Regions from separate parts of the Homo sapiens genome. Here regions 1, 2 and 3 are each linked to region 4. The links are chromatin loops, found by intact Hi-C in ENCODE. Cell type or tissue: PC-9. All regions are shown on one strand. Region 1 overlaps LOC105374511 (a long non-coding RNA gene). Region 2 has its middle 270 kb from the start of SLIT2. Region 3 overlaps LOC105374511 (a long non-coding RNA gene). Region 4 overlaps LOC105374511 (a long non-coding RNA gene).

Region 1 (5,000 bases), 250 kb after region 4:
TAAGCATGATTACTTAAGTTTCCAGAAACACAATATTTTTTAACCTTCATTTTTTGAAAGGAAATTATGAAAAAGACTGTAATTATTTCTTTTTTTCTTCTAACTATAAGAGCTATTTGCAATTCTTTGAGGCCACCTCTTAAATCAGATGTATGTGTTTGTGTGGTGTGTGTGTGTGTGTGTGTGTGTGTGTGTGTTTTAATTAGAAAACATGAAAGCAGTCATTTCCTCTTTTGACTTTCTACTGAAAACCTCCACTGATCAGGCAATGGGAGAGTAAAACACATTTGCAAGATCAAAAATTGACTTTTTAAAAGTGAGATTCAATCCCTATGCATGCATAATTGTTAAAAAGTGATAATGGAAACAAATGACTTACTTCTTGTTATGTAGAGATCTAATTTTGGCAATCCTACAATCATCACATATTGTTCACCTGCATTAGTAGAAATTGCCAAAGAAAAACCTAATATATAAAAAATGACCTAAATTGTCCAAGAAAAAACTAAATTAAAAAAAACCTAATATAAAAATAGAAGATTTTGATTCCCAATAATACTGTAGAAAATAACAGGTATAAAGAAAATCAGCAACAACAAAATGCAATTCTTATTGTATTAAAGAAATATAGCGCTGAACTATAATGAGAAATGAATTGGTGAGGAAAAAAATGCATCTCTCTCAGATCCCATTCCATTTCCATGAAACATAAAGAGTGATTGCGTTTAACTGAATGCCCCATGAGCTATGAAAATCATTTGAATGGGAAATGTGTACATATAAAATTTACTCAGCATTTATATAAGCCTTCATGTCCCTAAATTGTAATTAGCATGCATTATTAAAAGATGCAAATACAAATTCCTGCTCTATAGAATATTTGAAGAAAAATTTAAACTTTAAAAAATCTACAAAGGTAAAAAATATTTTATAATTTCTTGCAAAATAGTATATATTAACTGCAGATATTCAGCAAGCCACATGGCCTCCTAAAATGTCATTTTTAATGAAGACACAGATAACTCATAAACATTTATAGTCTTGCAGCTATTCGATTCTGGTTGTCATATTCCTTCATTTGGCAAATATTCATTGGGTTTTTATTATATGCCAGACATTCTTCTAAGCACTGGGAAACAAATGTGACCAAGACACAATTTTTGCCCTCCTGGTATTTGAGTCTATGAAAAGGCAAATACTTTTAAGTAAATAGTTAACATACCTTATCTATATGAATATAATAAAGAGCATGCATGTTTTATCCAACAAAAATTCTTCATAGTATATAGATAAAAAATAATAACACAGATATGACATATGATTATTTACCCAGAGAATTTTTAATTGTAGTTCTAATTGTGCATTTCTTGGGACACTCTTCAGAATATATAAAAACTCAAATACACACCAGAGATTAGTACATGATTTTATAATGGGCATGGCCTTCAGCATTAAATTAACATGTTAAAAGCAACTGCTGCTGGAAAGTTATTGAATGGTATACATAAAATATTCATAGTGTTGCAGAAACAAAAGACCCTTTTCTGATCTTTCTCTAATAGAGAACACAGTCCTTGACAAAAATAAATAAATAAAAATGTCCAAACCTGTTTCTAAAAGAGTTTAACATTTTGCATTTCTCCCAGAAATGTGTGAGAATATCAATTGATCCACTTACTCTCAAAATATGTCATTGTTATTGCTGATGATTCTCCAGTTATGCCTTTAATTGTCATTTCCCAGATTACTGTGATAGACATATTTTCTAGTGCCTATTGACTATTTCTGTAGATTTTGTTGTGGAGTTTCTGGATTCTTTGCTCATTTTGAATCTTATTATCATTGATTTGTAGAAGTTACGTAAAATCCTCAATACCAGTTCTCAGTATGACATATATGTATTGCAAGTATTTTCTCTAGATCTGTAACATTCCTGTTATTTTGCTTAATGGAATCATTTTCTTAGAAAATATTTTAAGATTTATTTTAAATTTTTGATCAAGCCTAATTTGTCAGTTTTTTTGTTATTATTGTTTTTTGTTTCTAGTCTGGGATACTTTCGCATATTTCCAAATCACAAAGAAATTCTGATGTTCTCCTCTAAAAACCTTATGGTTTTAGCTTTTATGTTAAGGTCTATGGTGTGTCTTGAATTATGTTTTGTATATATTATAATGTAAAGATCGTCAAGTTATAGTATCTATTTATCCCACCGCTTGTCGAAAAGACAAATACTGATACAAATTGAATAATATTGAAAGCTTTGTAGAAAATTAAAGGACTGAATAAGTGTAGCTCTGTTGCTGGTCTGTTCATTTTGTTCCACTGATCTATTTGATGATTCTTACGTCACTATCACACTTCATGATCAGATAGCTTCACAATACCTCTCAAAGACATGCAGTATGAGATCTCCAAATTTGTTCTTGATACTTTGCATTTTCATATGGATTTTCAAAGTCATCATGCCAATTTTTCAAAAATCCTGCCAGAATTATATTTGTCAATGCATTTAATCAGCAAGTTAATTTGTGGAGCATTGATATATTAATCATATTAAAATGTCTAATCCATGAAGTTGTATATTACTCAAGCAATTTTAACGTGTCAACATTCTACAAGAATATTAATTTAAATGACTGTTTCTTAATGGTATCAATTATTTCTTGCCAGCATATTTCTAGTAGTTCCCTCCATACATTTTAAGACAAGGGCAATTAAAAATATGGACTGAATCTGCCCTCAAACTTGTTTTGCATGGTCTGCTCGGTGCCCTCTCCAATCTGTTGTAGGCCGCACTGTTCTAAAATTTCTTACAACCATTTGCTCTACACACATATGCTATTGCCATTGAAGGCATGAAAATTTGAGACTCTATGTTTCAGTTTCACAGAAGAATTCATTATTCTGTAAAATAATTATGTAGCTTCTGCTCCCTTGCCGTTCCTGCTTATAATGGTATTCCACACTTCTCAAACTTATAAAATACTACACATCTTTAAAGGTGAAACCAACACATTTTTTCTTTAGTGTAGCCTATCTTAAACAGCTCAAAGTTAGTTGCAAATTTTCTTTATTATGTAAGTATTTTTTATATCTTGAATTTATGACATGGCATACTTTATATTATATATGTTTATATGTTGATAATTACCTTTATTTTTTATTAAAACTTAGTATGCAAGAAATACATTTTTATTTTATCACAATATACAATAATATATTTTAAATATGTGCAAAGACAAACAGAAACATATAATGAATACTCTACACCAGTAGTTCTAAACCGGAGTTGATTTTTATCCACAGAACAAAACGTTTGGCAACATTTTTGATTGTCATAACTGGGGGTGAGGGGAAGGTTTGCTACTGGCATCTAGTGGACACAGGCCAGGCAAACTGATAAACATCAAAATGATCTGCAATGCCTAGGACAGCTCCACACAGCAAAGAATCCTGTGCCAAATACCAGTAGTGCAGGTGTTGAGAAACTCTGCGCTATACTGACCATTCAACTGTATCAGATGTTAACATTTCAACACATTTGCTCCAAATCTCCTCTCCTTTAAATAAGAAAAATATTATAAATATATTCAAAGGATTTCTTTACTCCTGATCTCATTCTTCCCTTTCCCACTTTAGAGATAACCTCTAACCTAAAACTGATGTGCAGGTAACACTGCATATTTGTATATTTTATTTCATATGTATTAAACACTATGTTTTGTTGTGTATTCATTATTCTTACATATCAGATAGAAAACTGTCGAATATCCTACAATTTCTTTCTTTCACTCAATATGTTTTTAATATTTATCAACTTTGATATTCATATGTCTGAGTCACTGGTTTTAACACCTGTATAACCATTATATGTCTTTTGCCCTTATTTTTTATCCATTAGTGTATAAGTGGACATTCTGTTGTTTTAAATTGTTCTCCTTGACAAAGAGGGCTGTGATAAACTTTATTATACATTTTTCTCTGTGTGGTGTACTGGATTGAATAGTGTCCCCCCAAATTCATTTTCACACAGAATGTTAGGACATGACTTTGTTTGGAAATAAGGGTGCTGCAGATGTACCAAGTTAAGACAAGGGCCTAATGGATTAGGGTGGACCCTAATCTAATAACTGTGTCCTTGTAAGAAGAGAGGGAAATTAGACAAAGAGCACACACAGAGGAGGACACCACGTGAAGACAAAGCCAGACTGGAGTGATGTGTCTGCAAATCAAGGAACGCCACCAATTGTTCACATCCACCAGAGGTAGAAGGGAGTCATGAAACAGACTTACCCTCAGAGTTCCACAAAGAACTATCCTTAATTTCAGATTTTTGGCCTTCAGAATTTTGAAAGAATACATTTCTACTGCTTTAATCCACCCAGTTTGTTTTAATTTATTACGGCAACCTTCAGAAGTTAATACATGTAGATACGTGGTACATTCTCTTAGTGATTAAATCAAAAAGTGGAACAGCTGGCTTATAGGGCATGTGCCTCCACAAATTATTAACTTATAAGACTTTCTCCACACAATAGCCTACCTTGTTATCATCATTGTTTAAATTTTGTAGATATAAGTATTTTATTGTCTGTATTCACCTTTCCGTGATTATTAGTAAATTTGTATACTTTTTCATAATTTTTATTCACTTAATTCTATTATTATGTGAAGTATCTAATAAATGCTTCAACCATTTTGTGTTTGTGTGTGAGAGAAGGGATGTTTGTTTCCAAAAACAACATGCAGAATGGTGTAATGTTTTGTGGCCACTAAATCTTTGTCTAATATACATTGCAAATATCTTCTCTGAGCCTATGATTCATATTTTGAATTTGTGTATTCATTTTGGTAGGAGTTATTTATTTTATTTACCAGAGTCTAATTTTTATGACTTGTTCTCAGTTTCTGTGAAATAATTCATTCTGCTACTAACAAAAATCTATCGTCCTACATGTTATTCTGAAAGTCTGATAATTTGATTTTAATATTTATAC
Region 2 (5,000 bases), 240 kb before region 4:
TTACAAAAGAAAGAGGTGTAACTGGGCTTACAGTTCCACGTGGCTGGGGAGGCCTCACAATCATGGTGGAAAGCAAGGAGGAGCAAGTCACCTCTTACGTGGATGGCAGCAGGCAAAGAGAGCTCCTGTATGGAGTCTCCCTTTTTAAAAACCATCAGATCATGTGAGACCCATTTATTGTCACGAGAACAGCATGGGAAAGATCCTCCCCCATGATTCAATCATCTCCCACTGTGTCCCTCCCACAATGCGTGGGAATTATGGGAGCTACAAGATGAGATTTGGGTGGGGACACAGAGCTAAACCTTATCAGGAATAGAGAGGAACTTCCTCAACTTGATTAAAAAAAAATTCTTACAGCTAATGTGATTCTTAACGGTGAAAGACTAAATGTTTTCCCTGTAGAATCAGAGTGAAGGCAAGGACATCCACTCTCAACCCTCTTATTTCACATAGTACTGGAAACTCTAGTAGACACAATAAGGTGAGGAAAAGAAATAAAAGGAATGCAGATCAGAATGAAAGATATAAATTTACCTTTATTTGCAGATAACATGATCATCTTACATGAAAAAATTCTACAAAATCTATCAAAAAAGCCTCCTAGAACATATAAATAAGGTTAGCAAGTTGATAGAACAAAATAAACACAAAAATCAATTGTGTATATATACGCACACACACACACTATATATAAAAAATTAGCACATAGAAACAAAAATGTAAAATGAAATACCATTTGCAAACATTTTTAAAATTAAATACTTAGCTTTAAATATAGCCAAACATTTGCAGGTCTTGTATGCTTCAAACTATAAAACACTGATTTAAAAAATCAAAGATCTGTGAAAAATGAAGAGACATGAACTTTACGTATGGATTGTGAGACTCACATAGCAAAGATGCCAAGTCTACCCAAAGGGATATACATGTCTAGTGCAATTCTTATCAAAATCATGGCATTTTTTTGTGGATATAGACAGGGTTATCTTACAACTTACACTGAAAGGCTAAGGAAGTGGAATAGCTAAACAAGTTTGAAAAAGATGAAGAAAGTGGGAAAAATTGCTTTACCCACTTTCAAGACCTATTTTATATAGATACCATAACCAGGTCTGTATGGTATTGGCAGAGAATTAGGCTCATAGGTCAATGGAATACAATAGAGAACCCCAGAAATAGGTCCAAACATATATACCCAATTGACTTGTGCCAAAGGAACGAGATCAGTTTAACAGAGGAAAAATCGCCTTTTCAAAAACCGATGCTAGAACAGGTGAACTTCCATAGGCAAAACAAAAACAAAAACAAAACAAAACAGAGAAATAAAAAAAAAACCTGATCGATGTCTTATACTGTATTAAAAAATTAAGTCAAAATGAAATAGAGATGTAAGTATAAAATGTAAAATTATAAAACTCTTAGGAAAAAATACGGGGAAATCTTTTTGGATCTAGGGCTAGGCAAAATCTTAATACCAAAAACATCTATAAAAGGGAAAAAGGATAAATTGTACTTCATCAGAATTGAAAACGTTTGCACTGCAAAAGAGTTGTTAAGTGAATGAAAAAATATACTACACAGTTGGAGAAAGTATTTGCAAACCATACATCCAACGTAGGGCTAGTATCTAGAATACATAAGAACTCTCAAAACCCTCAGTAAGGAAAAAAAAATCAATCTAATTAGCATATACGCAAAAGTCATTAAGGGACATGACACTGAAGAGGATATATAGGTGGTAAATAAGCACATGAAAATATATTTTTCATTATGAGCCCTTAAGAAATGCAAAATAAAACTCCAATGAGGTAACACTGCATTCATATCAGAATGGGTAAAATCAAAAAAACAAAATAGTGACAATACCAAATGCTGGACAGTATGTGGATAAAACTGAATCATTCATACCCTGGGGTGAGAAGGTAAATTGGTGCAGCCACATTGAAAACAAATTGATACTTTCTTAAAAATCTAAATCTGCAATTATTATACTACTCCACAATTGTACTCCTAGGTATTTATCCCAGAAAAAGGAAAACTTACGTTTATGCAAAAAATCCATACATGAACGTTTATAGCTCCTTTAATTGTAATAGCTATAAACTGAAAACAACCAAATATTCTTCAACAGGGGAAAGGTTAAACAAACTGGGGCACATCTATGCCATGGACTTGGTACTCACTAATACAAGGAAATGAGCAATTGATACCCGATATAACTTACGTGAGTCTCCAGAGAATTAAGCTCAGTAAGAAAAGTCAGTCCCTGAAAGGTTACATAGTGTACAATTCTATTTGTGTAACATTCATTAAATGAAAGAACAGATTAGTGGATGTCACGTGTTAAGAAGGGGGTGGACATACAAAAGTATAGCCTTTTATCATGGCTATAAGAGACAATAGGACGGATGCATGTGGTCATGGGAATTTTCTATCTCTTGACTGTGTTGATGTCAATATCTGGTTGTGATATTACACTATAGGCTTGAAAGATACTACCACTGAGAAAAATTGGATAAAATATACCTATTGTCTCTCTATAATTTCATAATATCATGTGATACATTTTCTAAAATTTTCTCAGAATAAGAATTATAATTAAAACACCACATAGTATGTACTTAGCCCATAGTAGGTCCTCAAAACACACTGAGTTGTTAAAGGTTGTACCTTATTGAAGATTATTCCTGTGCTTCTGCTCAGGATGTAACAGAAGGAATATGATATTTCTGTTCATCTCATGCAGTTTTCTAAGCCTTTTCCAATTCTTTTTTCCCAATCACTTGGCATTTCTTTGCCATATATTAGCACATGTAAATGTTTTTCTGTACATTCCAGTATTTGTCATCTATGAGAACACTTGTTAAATGGAAATATTGAAAAATCACCCATGGTTACGTCTTCAGGCCTAACATGTGGACATAAAACAACTTTCTGAAAGGGCTTAGAACTGAAAAGGAAATGCCACGTCAGTGTGTACTTAGGATTTACCACAGTGTTCTGCATATTTTAAAGATTAGATACATATTATTGGAATGAATTTACTAAAGACTAGCATATTGTACATTTTCCATAAATGGTAAGTAGTGGTGGTAGTAGGAGAAATGTCAGTAGTAATAGTAATGTGTTAAGGGAGAGCACGGTCATTGCTAGAATAAAAACAATATCTCAGATGTCAAAAACATACTACATTATCATTATCCAAGCTGGTTAACACACCTATATTTTTCTCATCATCTTCTGTCGATGGACTTTAAACTACCAGCATTAGCATTTTACCTTTCTCTACTCTGCTCAGCAGTTAAGAATTAATATTCACCTATTTATGTACAAACTACTCATGATACCAAGGTTCTAGGAAAATGAAAAGTAACATTTCATTACAAAAATATGCAAGGTCTCTGTTCGAAAGATCTCTTAAAGTGATAAATCTCTACATTCTTCCTGATAAAGATGTTAACCAATCCGTATCAACAATGATTCTCTGAGTCACAGATGAGTGCTTTGACCCTAAGTGTTGCCAGGAATAAACAGGGTTTTTGAAATCACATTTCCAAGTGCTTCATGGAGTGTGTTAAATTATTATGTAGGCCTCACTAAATAGAAGCTTCAAACTTCTGAGCAATTGAATCGTTCCCATTTATCACCATAGTTCCACATAAGGCACTTACCCCTGCATCCGCTGGTAAACCTGTAGGGATTGCTCACACTTTTTTTCCTAGTTCACAGGTTACAGGGCCTGGACTGTACAATCCAACAGGAGTCTCTGTTTGAATGAAGTATTATCTTTTCGCCTCTGTGAACTATTGAGGAGGAACACAACATCTAATGGAAAATTGCTATAATATCCTTAAGGGAAAGATGTACCAACTTTCTAGAGGGGTATTTAATTAGGTTTAGCCAGATGGCAAATAATTCCTTTGTTTTTTCATAGCTTTCTTTTATAGATTTTGAGGAATTGTGGGAAACATTTAATAATACAACCAGCTCAATGCTTGCAAATATGCATGCTTCCATGATTTGAATTTTTGCTTTATGGTGTGGAATAGTACAGTCCCAAGTCACCAAAATATTTTTATCTTGTGATTTAATATTCCCATCTGATGAATGCTCATATTTAAGTTAACCTAGTGAGAACCAAACTGTTTTTTTCAGAAGAAAGAACATCTGTAACCAAAGATTAATGCAAAAATTGTCTAGATTTGGGTGGACATCATCAACTTAACACTCTAATTTTGCAAAGAACCAAACACTTTCCCTCCAGTAAAGTGGCTCCTCTCAAATTAAACCTCAAATTATTATGACCCAAGTCCTCTTGGTCTGAGCACCAAAGCCCAATCCAGATTTTGTTCTACTTCAATGCTATATATCCTTCCTCCTAAGAATGCTTCTTTGGATTCTACTATTTGTCCATTAGCTATTTCAACCTTATCTTTTCTGGTTTTCCTATTTCATTTGCTTTCTCATAGCCCACTGAATAAAAAGCTTCCCAAATTCTCCTTCTTTATTTACTGGAATAGATTACCTATTTTCTTCAAATTTGTGTCTTTCTTATACATTTCAAAACTTGAATCTTGATTCTAAACTTTATCAGCATTTGTTAATTTATTAATTAAACTGACATTTATAACATATCTGTGTTTCTAGTGCTATGGGTTATAGCAACTATATAAGATACATTTTTTTCTGCCTTTAGAAAGGCTTAAGAAACATAGTACATATAGTAAAGGGATTCAAAACAGCCATTCAAAACAATGCTTTAAAACAATGATTGGCAAACTGGCCCACTTGTCAAATCTGGCCCCCCACTTGATTTTGTAAATAAAGTTTTAACAGAACATGGTTTTGTCCATTTGGTTATATATAACCTAAGGCTACTTTTATGTTACAATAGAAGAGTTGAGTGGTTGCAGCAGATACCATATGGCCTCCAAACCTAAAATATTTATTATCTGACCTTTTATATTTAAAAGTTTGCTGATTCCTGTTAAGAAGAA
Region 3 (5,000 bases), 50 kb after region 4:
TCTTCAAGGATAGCAGAGGGAGGCGAAAATAGTTTCAGTTTCACTCTGTTTTAATGGTAAATTCTTATCCTTTTGCTGATGTCCACTATAAAATGACAATTCATTCTGCCATCATGTGAAATGAACCAACTAAATCAAAATATTTTTCATAGGGGAGTAGCCTAGGGAAGTGAAGGAAACAGCATGATGAACTTGTCATGCTGGGCTATTTTTGGATGGCCTTCTTCAAGGATCAGTATAAAGGTAACATTTACAACAAACCTGTCTTCAATGAGGCAGAAAAATATGCAGAACCCCAAGCATACTTAACAAAAGTAGCCAGCTCACTGCACCTGACTTAACTGTAAAAAACATAGATTTTTTTCTCCATGTCACAGTATCTACTAGGAAGAGTAATTAGGGGAAATAATGCTTGATTCATTAACTCATTTATTCATTATCTCATTAAAAATCTTAGAAGAACCCACGATTTGTTTTTCACTTATTCATTTAATCATTCATTTTTCTATCTTTTCAACAATCAATTTATACATTAATTTATTAACTCAGTCACTAATTCAACAAAACTCCATTGAATATCTTATCTCTGCTTTTATCATGTTGAGTATTGGAGGTGCAAAGATAAATCAAGTGCCTACATGATCTAGCATCCCACCTCTTGGTCCAATCTGTAGTTACAATAGAAGACTCTGTCTAGAGGACACAGAAACAGAAGTAGGATGTTTTGTTGATGCACTGTTGATCAGTTTCAATACTATAGGCAGGAAAATTGTGATGAGAGAGATTATCTGACTTCAGGCCACCCAAATGTGTGACTGCATCCTTAATCCTTGCATCTTCATTGATGAGCACAAGCTTTGGGGGAATTTGTGCTCAAAATTTGTGCTACATGTATTATTCTGTGATCAATTTCTAATTATGTTATGAGAACTAGAAAAATGTGTATTCTTTCCAGCCAAATTGATTTTTATCCTGGTCAGCATCACTGTGGAAAATATTGTATTTTGCCATGCCATACTGCTTTGGCTGCCAAAGTGTAAGGGCTAAAACTGATTTGAAATGGAGTGGCTAGACTTTTCTGCACTCTTGAGTAAGGTCAGAGTAGCTGTCACTAGAATGACAGGTTCTGGCTTTGTGTTCTCAAAAACAATCCTCACCATAATGACATAGCTAAGAGAGCCTGGTCTTTGTCTACAGTATTTATCAAATATATTTGGACATATAGCTAAGAAATACCTGGCCTTCTAATCTGTTGACCTTCCTAATGCGGACACCAATTGCACTTTTGAGACCTCATTCATTCCCATCCCAAACTACAATATCTCTTCATCTAATATATTTTCTGCTATTCCTCTATACCCATATTGGTCCATAACATTTCTTTAATCTTCAGATATTTTCAATGTCCTTTCCTTGCTCCTACTTTCACCTATTTTAGGTGAACAAATTTTGTTCCTGCCTCTGTCATTCTTTCAGTATTTCTTGAAGGACGTAAAACTAATAACACAATGTAATTTTTAGATAGTTGATTTATCATTCTCTCCTCTCCCCCTCATATATACACAGTCATCTAAAAGCTTGTTAGAGTCAAGAGAATTATATTTTATGTTTTGATATCTCACATTGCTCTGACCCTCATGTTGAATTGATGGATCTACGAACAGACTGTTTGAAAGTCTTTTTGATACCTAGTCAGATACCTCTATGACAATAATCCATGGATTACATCCCAGAGTTCTTTGTCCTCTGGAAAGCCCCCTGCACCTCTAATGCTGGTGATTCCAACACTCTCTTTGCTCCTCAGTCTCCCTCATATGCAGGAAATAGTTGAACTTCGGTGTGAAGCTATCAGTGGCCTTTAACAAAGGAGCAAAATAAGAGAACATACATAATAATAATACACCATATTATGTATGTTATTAAGAATGAGAGGTTGTAATCCTAGTTTTGGAAACAAGAAAGCAGACAGGGACACTAAGAAGGAAAATGAGAACCCAGAAAACAAAACAAAACAACAGAAAAAAAAATCTAACTGAATTCCTAGGAATATTGCATTGGTTAAATATTAATGGTGTTCCAGGCACTTCTAAGTACTTTACATATACTAACTAAATTAATTATCATAATAACATAATGTTGGCATCATGTCTCCATGAGAATACTGAGACACAGAAGTTAAGGTCACACAGAAAATAAGAGGTGCAGACAGAAATGGGCCCCAGCTATTTTACTCTAGACATCATATCCTAAACCACTAGTTAATATAGCAATACAGACAGGAAGTAGAATAACATGGTTATTATGGCTGTGCATGGAAGGTTTAATGTGAGTCTGGGTGCTTGCATGAATTTTGGGAGGAAAGTTGTGGGGGGAATGGTCACTGATATAAATTCTGCATTCATGATTTTAGTCAAGATAGCATAGAAAAAAACTTAGCTTCAAATATTTAAATGTATGGTTCAGAAAAAAACAAAAATAAAAAATTGACTTCCAATAATATTGGTTTTGAGACTCTGACATCACAAATAACTTTATGGTTGATATGATAATGAAAGGATCAGTTTCATTTGGAAAGCCATCCATAGATTACAAAGAACCAATTATTCACTTTGGCCAATATTAGACTTTAAATGATTAGCTTTTAAATCTGGACGAATATATTTGCCTTGAAAAGTCTGTAGTTATTTTCCAATGAGGTACAGAATGAGAGATAACAACAAACTGGAAAAAAAATTGCTAAGACATTTGTCACCAGTCCTCTCTGCAAATTGTGTGTGTATGTGTCATTCACCGAGAACGATTGTCTAGACTTTTGGTTCTGCTTTGGAAGCTAAGGAATGTATTGCATTTTGGAATTTCTTTCACATGGAAGGAATCCAGTTCCTGAGGACTGTTGACAATGGACAAATACTCTGCACAGAAAGACCATAAGGAATACTTCCATTTTCAGTTTGCTGAAATCACACTTGTTAGAAGCACCAAATGCAGATCTTTTTCTATGACTATGGCAAAACCTTTTTGGGTCAAAATACAAAGACTTGAAACCAATTTCATTTTAATTAGTTTAAGTGTATTTTTTACAGGACATATAGTTTTCCAAAAAATCTTCAGTGTTTTCTGCTTTGGAATATCAGATGGAAAGGAAGAAAGAAAGGAAGGAAGGAATGAAGCAAGGAAGGAAGGAAGGGAGGGAAGGAAGGGAGGAAGGGAGGAGGAAAGGAAGGGAGGAAGGGAGGGAAAGAGAGAGAAAGAGAGAAAGAGAAAGAAAGAGAGAAAGAGAAAGAGAGAGAGAAAGAGAAAGAAAGAAAGAAAGAAAGAAAGAAAGAAAGAAAGAAAGAAAGAAAGAAAGAAAGAAAGAAGGAAAGAAAGAAAGAAGGAAAGAAAGAAAGGGAAATTACTGTGTGTCATAGGAATGCCATGCAAGCAGAAACTGTCACACTCATTTTTATGATACTGGTTTATTGATATCTGGAGATCAATGGAAAAATCGCTTAGTGAATGGATGCTTGAATGAATGACACATGAATGAAATGCTTTTGTCTATTTTTGGAGTTAAATCAGTATTAGTTTATGAGATTCAGCAACTCCCAAATATTTCATTCCCATTTTAGATGTATACTAATCTTGTAAACATGGTGTACACATATTATTTGGAGATTAAAGGCAAATATTTTATTTCATAAATTATCAGCATAGAAGATGAAGATAATTGGTAAGTAGCATCTGCTGTGAAGATACTGAAGTTGGATTATAGCAGATGTAGTCAGAAGAAATTGAGGATGGATTCCATTTTCCTGTTGTTTGTTTTCTTGTGTTCCTTGTTTTCTTTTCATTTATTTCTTTTAGTTTAAGATTCTGTCATTCTCCTACTCAAAACCTTCGAATGGCTTCCCATCGGAACTATAATAAGCTCCTAACTCTAACCTGGCATAACACCACTTAATCTGGCCTCTGTACAAATCATTGGCTTTATCTCATTCCCCATCCTACCAGGCTTCGTATTTTCTCCACAGAACATTTGCACTAGCTCTGCCTGGAATTATCCTTCATCATCTTTATTTGACTGGATCCTTTTCCCTCTTCAGCTCTTCATTAATTCTTCAGAGACGCTTCCTTGAACACTCTCCAAATTAATCTGCTAGTCACTCCGTATCTTCACATCTCCTATTTTAATTCTACAGATATCTTGACATGTTGGAGATGCCACATGTTCACATTCTCACTGAGCCGGGGTGAGTTTGAGCCATCCCAGTCCTGGTACTCTATATGTAGGCAATGAAGCTCTCTTGGAAACCCATTCTCCAGCCCCAGTTGTTCTACCCTTCAGGTACTCAAATCATTCCATTGAGCAAAGAACCATCTTCACTGTGCCTTTTCAGAATCCCTTTATTTATTGTTGTATTGTTACACAGCAACAGATAAGGAAAGCATTCACTCACTGATCATTCTTTGTAATTATCCTGTTACTTGTATGTTTTAAAAAATGTCTATCTCCCTACAATTTTTCCAGCTCCATGATGGCATAAACTTTGTTCTGTTTACTACTGGATACCTCTTACCAGTATATATTTGCTAAAACATAAATTTTTATTTCATCAAACCCATTTGATGATTCTGAATATTATCCCCATTTTACAGGTGAAAAAACTGAATACTAAGAGGATTAAACATTTTCCAAGATTAAAGAAGTAATAAATGACACAATTAGAATTTGAGCTCATTTTACTTGGTATTTTTTTTTCATTATAATATTATAAAATAAATTGTTGGGCTATCTTGCTCTCCAAGTATAACTTCAGTGTTAAAATGTAGAGTGTTTAAGAGCACTGAATATGGAGCCAGCTTGCCTTGGCTTAAATTCTAACTCTGCCACATTTCAGCTGTATAGTCTTGACTCAATTTTCTAATTTGTAAAATGAGAGTTATAATTTTTTTAACATCGAGGACGGTTTGAGGAATACATGAGTGACTGTATCTCAAGCATTTTGCCAGTGGCGGCA
Region 4 (5,000 bases):
CTGCATTTCTCCAGGCCTGACCAGTCTTTGGCTATTTATGAGATATTAATTTCAGTACTGAACCCATATATTGCTGACTTTGGCCCTTGCTTGCTCACATAGTTCCCAGCAAAGTCTTCTCACTTGTGTTTGAGAGTCCAGTTCATGAGCTTGTGAACGTGTCTGTCATCAGGCGCACCTCCCAGAGTTTCTGTACTTAGTTCCCTTCCTTGCTGCAGCTCCCTTGTGAACACTCACTGCAGTGTGGATGTGAAGGCCCAGCACACTGTTACAGACGTGCTCTCGGCTGATGTTCCTTGTGGCTTCCCATATGCCACGGGACCACCCTCCCTCCTTCCAGGTTCTATTCTACAGGGAGAATACCCATGAGGGGCCAAACAGGAAACACATCATGAACTTGTTAATACTTTGATTGAAACATGCAGTTTTCACGCAAGGCTGAAGCGGTGGTCCCATCCATCATTCTGTTATTTAAAATACTGGATCCCCCAATGAAAGACTGATGTTATTATGCATTGAACTTTAAGTGGAGAAGTTTGAACAGAGAGAGCAGACCAGCAGGAAGCCATGGTCAGTCTGCTTAACACATGGAAAATGACTTCAAAATGACCACATTTTTCACTAAGAATGTGCAGTTCAAGACACACACACACACACACACACACACACACACACACGGAAAAACAAAGAATACACAGGAAGGTGTGGCCCACTGCGTTTGTGGTATAGAAATTGTACATAGTGGTAAACACAAACCAAGTGATGCCAGGCTCTCACCATTCCTATCCAGCAGATAACAGCCTTTTAATAAGGAAGACTTGCAAGAAAGGGGGTGATGAAGAAACAGAGACACTCTTGAAATATCCCTTCCTACAGAGGGTACAATTGCTGCTGAAAGGTTCTTCTTCAGGGAAACACGAGGACGTTGCCAGTGCCTCCAATGCACACATTGCCAATGTCCTGCAGGTCTTAAATGGCAGATGTAAAACTCTAATTTTCAACTAAATGGGGAGAATAGTCTTCTGTCCATTTGAGTGGTTATCACCCCTGCCCTGAAGCAGCATATATTTGTATTAAGTATCTTAAAGTGTCCTCTGTAAAAGGACTATTGGAGCCTCCTCTCCTTATGGCTTGGATCTAGTCCTCATGGCCAGGCAGAGGCCTGACGTAGTCATCAAGGTTTCCTTGCCTCCCCCAAGGGAGAGAATCATTGGTCTTCTCCTTCAATCCAAACGACTATGGACTACCTGCAAATCAGCTCATTCAAACAAAACCCTCCCAGTACTTCCCTTTGCCTGAAACCTGTGGTTATCAGAGCCTAACATCAGACAGAGATGAGCTTGTAGCCAGCGCTGGGATACTCTCTGTCTTCTCCAGGCTAGCAGTGTGTTCTGAATTCAGTCTTTCTCTGAATCTGGGAGTCTCTCCCTACTCTTCTTAGATCATCACTATTTTCCATTTCTCTTTGCTCCCTCCTTAATTCTGTTATGTCATTTACCATGCCCTCTGCCTTACTTGGGAAAAATGCATGCACAAACCCAAAATTGGAACAGTTTTCAAATCAGAAAATGCTATTTCTAGGGTGATTTGTCATCTTTAATTATTTACTTCAAAACCTATATAATACTCCTTCTACTCTTGCTTGCTTTGCTGGTTTACTGATTATTTATTATCCAGTACCTGCTATCTGCAGTCTCTGCAAAAGATGTTCAACATACACATAATGTAGCTCAGACCCTGCCCTCAAGACACTCACACTTAACTACAGACAATAGTCAACAAATATTTGAAATCAAGTATGATGGAATATATGACTGGGATATAAACCAAAGAACTAGTTAGTCAGCATATACTGAGTTCAAATTCCAGCTCTATTTTGTACATGTGATGCAATTTTTGGAAAATTATTTATACTCTCTGTGCCTCAGTCTCCTTACCTGTAAAATGGAGATACTGTTAGTACCTCCTCCATAGGGTTGTTGCTAGGATTAAGTGAGTTAATATATTAAAAGGGTCTTGTAATTTTGACTGGTCCAAAGTAAATGCAAAAAAAGCTTTGCTTTTATTAAATGGTGAAAAAAGTGGAGTGCGCGATAAAGTGAAATGGAGTAGGTGCTGCCCATGGATGTCTTTCCATAAAGAGGGACTATTCGAGTTGTGCTTTGAGAGAAGAGAAGATTTTGCCAAGTGGGTGAGGTGTGGAAGGCATGCCATTCAGAGGTGAGCATGTGCCAAAGGAGAAAATGTGAAAAGGCTCCTTTGAGCACCCTGCATAGAGGGATATGGCTGAAGTGTAGGGGAGATGGAAGGAAATTTTGGAAGGAAAGAAGTACGGAAAAGAGGCTGGGGCCAGATCTTAGAGGATTCACAGATGTCCTGGAAAGATGCTGGTATCTCACTCTATAGAAAACAGAATTTGAAGAGTGTTAAGCAGATTTGCTTTGTCAAACCATGACAGTGGTCTCAGGTAATGGTTTTTCCCTTTAAAAATAATGGGAGGGTAAAGAAGGTCACATATACATTTTCTTTCAAGGATTTTTTTTTCCCTTGAGGTGTGTCCATTTTCTTGTTTGAGGATTGACTCATGAAAGCCAGAAAATATCTGCCAATCATCTTGGGTTACATAAATGAACTGATTTTCTGGATATACTCATGTTTCAGATTGTTTTTCCTCTTCTCTCTCCAAAAATTCTGAGGGTTTCTCATCGAACTCTTTGCCTTGGTCATGTTTATTCTTCTACTTCCTTCTTGGCAAACATCCAAACCTCAGGGTAACCAGGAAGAGGCTAACAAGGTTTAGACATTATCCCTTCTGAAAAGCGACTCACAGATGAAAAGTATTTTTTCCTCCATTGGAATTATTATTCGACTAACATCGGATCCAGGATTTGTACTATTGAAAGTTACTAGAACTCTGTGGAAAACTGAGTGTGTGTAAGCCCTCTTTACCTTGCACAAAGTGGCGGTGTACTTGTGCCTGCAATGAGAACTTTCTCCCTCCCCAGTTCTCTGTTACTTGATCTTGTTATGTTTTTTCTTACCGTACAGAGACTGAGCACAAATTTGTGGGGCATGACTCATCATACACAATGCATCTCTCTGCTGTAATGCACCAGTGCTTCCACAACAACCAGGTTTTAGCGATATCAAATGCCATTACACAGTCAATGAAGTGTCAGAGAAACACAGTGGGATGACATTGTTCACAGGCAGATGGATCCCTGTTTTAGATAGCAGCCTCAGTCCTCAGGCCCAGGTGAGAGTGTCTGTGCCCTCCTTCATGCACACACGTGTTTGGCAGCAGAATTGTGGATGTCACATTCTTAATACATTTTCTTCTCTTTTTCCGCTGGCATTGAGTTCATATCTTTAAGGATTCATAGTTTTTTTTTTCTATTTTGAACTAGACTCATTTAATTTCTGTGAAACTTATCTCCTCCCACCTAACTCTGCTAAAAACAAAAGTTAACACAATAATTTATTTGTTTTTGTTAGATGTTTAAGGGTATGCACAAATCAGGGAGAAAAATTTTAGTGTCACTAGATATTGTATTTATAATGATGGCATGATCTTCCAAAAAGGGCCACGTCTTATTTTTCTACTAAGGAAAATATAGAACTGAATACATAGATACTCAATAGAGGTTTGATGAATGAGGAAATTAATTATTTCCCTGACTTTCTGGTTTATAAGGCAATCTACAGGTTAGTTGGCTAAACAGTCTATCCACCTCTAGGTCTGTAATACTCTTATCAAAGGGTCATCTAGCCTAGCTTGCATACTCTTAGAAACTTTGGCTCATTAACTCCCAGACACTAACCAGGATTTGGATAAATATGGTCATTATATAGTTCTTGCTTATATTAAAGTTCGAATGTCTCTGTTTTTTAATTATCAATCCAGACTATGTCTGTACTTTAGATAAATGATTAGCCTAAAAATCCAAGAGAGTTCTAAAATCCAGTTTTCTATCAGTGAAACAACCAAAGTGATCCACACTGTAGCAATGCAATATCAGTATTTCATTTAGTGAGCACTTATTCTCATACCTTTTCATTTGTGATTACCTATTATCTGTTAACAATTTGGAATTTATCTCTTCAGAATGTGAAATGTCTTTCTCCTGTTCTCAAATTTTTCTTCTGGATATTGCATAAATGTATTATAATGTCTTAGCTTTCTTTTCAGAATAGCAGTTTTATGTTTTCTACATAAGGAATGTGATTCATATTTTTCAGCATCTAACATCTCTATGAGAGCATGATGGTACATACATTTTTCTGGATTTTTATTGATTTTAATTGGACTGGCAAGCAAAGAGAAGCAGCAGAATCTAGGTGTTAAAGCCTGGTTCCATCTCTCTAAGTTAGAAGCCTGGTTCTGCCTCTATCTGTGAGAACTTAAGTAATTCCTTTTACTTCTTTATGCCTGCATTCTCTAATTTATGAAATCATTGATCTAAATAATGAAGAGCGAGAATTTCTCAAAGAAAATGTTGTTTATTTGGGAATAGGTGTTACAATGGGAACACTGGTGTCATAGTAAACTATGTGTGTATTCAGGGAGGTAAAGGAAAACAAAGGTTTTTTCAGGAAAAATAGAGTATTACCTAATTGTTTTGAGATAATTATCCTTGGTGGCAAGGAACAAAAAAAAAGGTGGCATCAGTCCAAAGTTGGACTAGCAGTTGCTGAGCAGTTTTTTGGTGTGTAAGGTAGTGATGGCCTTTGTGCAAGGTTGTGGTTTTTGTAGTCTTTTGTGATTGTTTTTGTTACTAGGCATTCATGCATGATAATCCTTCATGGCCTTCTCTGGCTCTGTTTTTTGGGTTTTTGTTTTGTATTGCTGTTAACACAAGTGAATTTATTTTGACTCTGACAACTTCCACAAAATGTTTAAAATACTAAAACTACCAGGGCCATATTGTGAGTATGAAACAATTTAATTGCCATGAAGTGCTTTTAAGAGTAACTATTTCAAACTAAGCAGTTGATAATGG

The links. A loop is a pair of places that touch in the nucleus more often than their neighbours do. Peaks named below come from ENCODE experiments on the same cell type or tissue, not always from the same donor. Only the 100,000 strongest peaks of a DNase experiment are listed, where the experiment ranks them.
Region 1: it touches region 4 in a loop (4-fold over the local background); 2 of 110 quality-filtered maps call a loop at or near these places.
Region 2: it touches region 4 in a loop (14-fold over the local background); 3 of 110 quality-filtered maps call a loop at or near these places.
Region 3: it touches region 4 in a loop (7-fold over the local background); 4 of 110 quality-filtered maps call a loop at or near these places.

What each region holds. Positions count from the first base shown.
Region 1 is chr4:19,485,016-19,490,015 of GRCh38, reverse strand. The region is part of intron 1 of LOC105374511 (a long non-coding RNA gene); the gene reads right to left. Among named protein-coding and RNA genes, the nearest start is that of LINC02438, 31 kb to the right of the region's middle. In PC-9, no CTCF peak of the experiment used is centred here; no DNase peak of the experiment used is centred here.
Region 2 is chr4:19,981,236-19,986,235 of GRCh38, reverse strand. No RefSeq gene overlaps it. Among named protein-coding and RNA genes, the nearest start is that of SLIT2, 270 kb to the left of the region's middle. In PC-9, no CTCF peak of the experiment used is centred here; no DNase peak of the experiment used is centred here.
Region 3 is chr4:19,687,550-19,692,549 of GRCh38, reverse strand. The region is part of intron 2 of LOC105374511 (a long non-coding RNA gene); the gene reads right to left. Among named protein-coding and RNA genes, the nearest start is that of LINC02438, 230 kb to the right of the region's middle. In PC-9, no CTCF peak of the experiment used is centred here; no DNase peak of the experiment used is centred here.
Region 4 is chr4:19,737,286-19,742,285 of GRCh38, reverse strand. The region is part of intron 2 of LOC105374511 (a long non-coding RNA gene); the gene reads right to left. Among named protein-coding and RNA genes, the nearest start is that of LINC02438, 280 kb to the right of the region's middle. In PC-9, no CTCF peak of the experiment used is centred here; DNase peaks (open chromatin) are centred at 2,685 and 3,075; H3K4me3 peaks cover 744 bases; H3K27ac peaks cover 2,084 bases.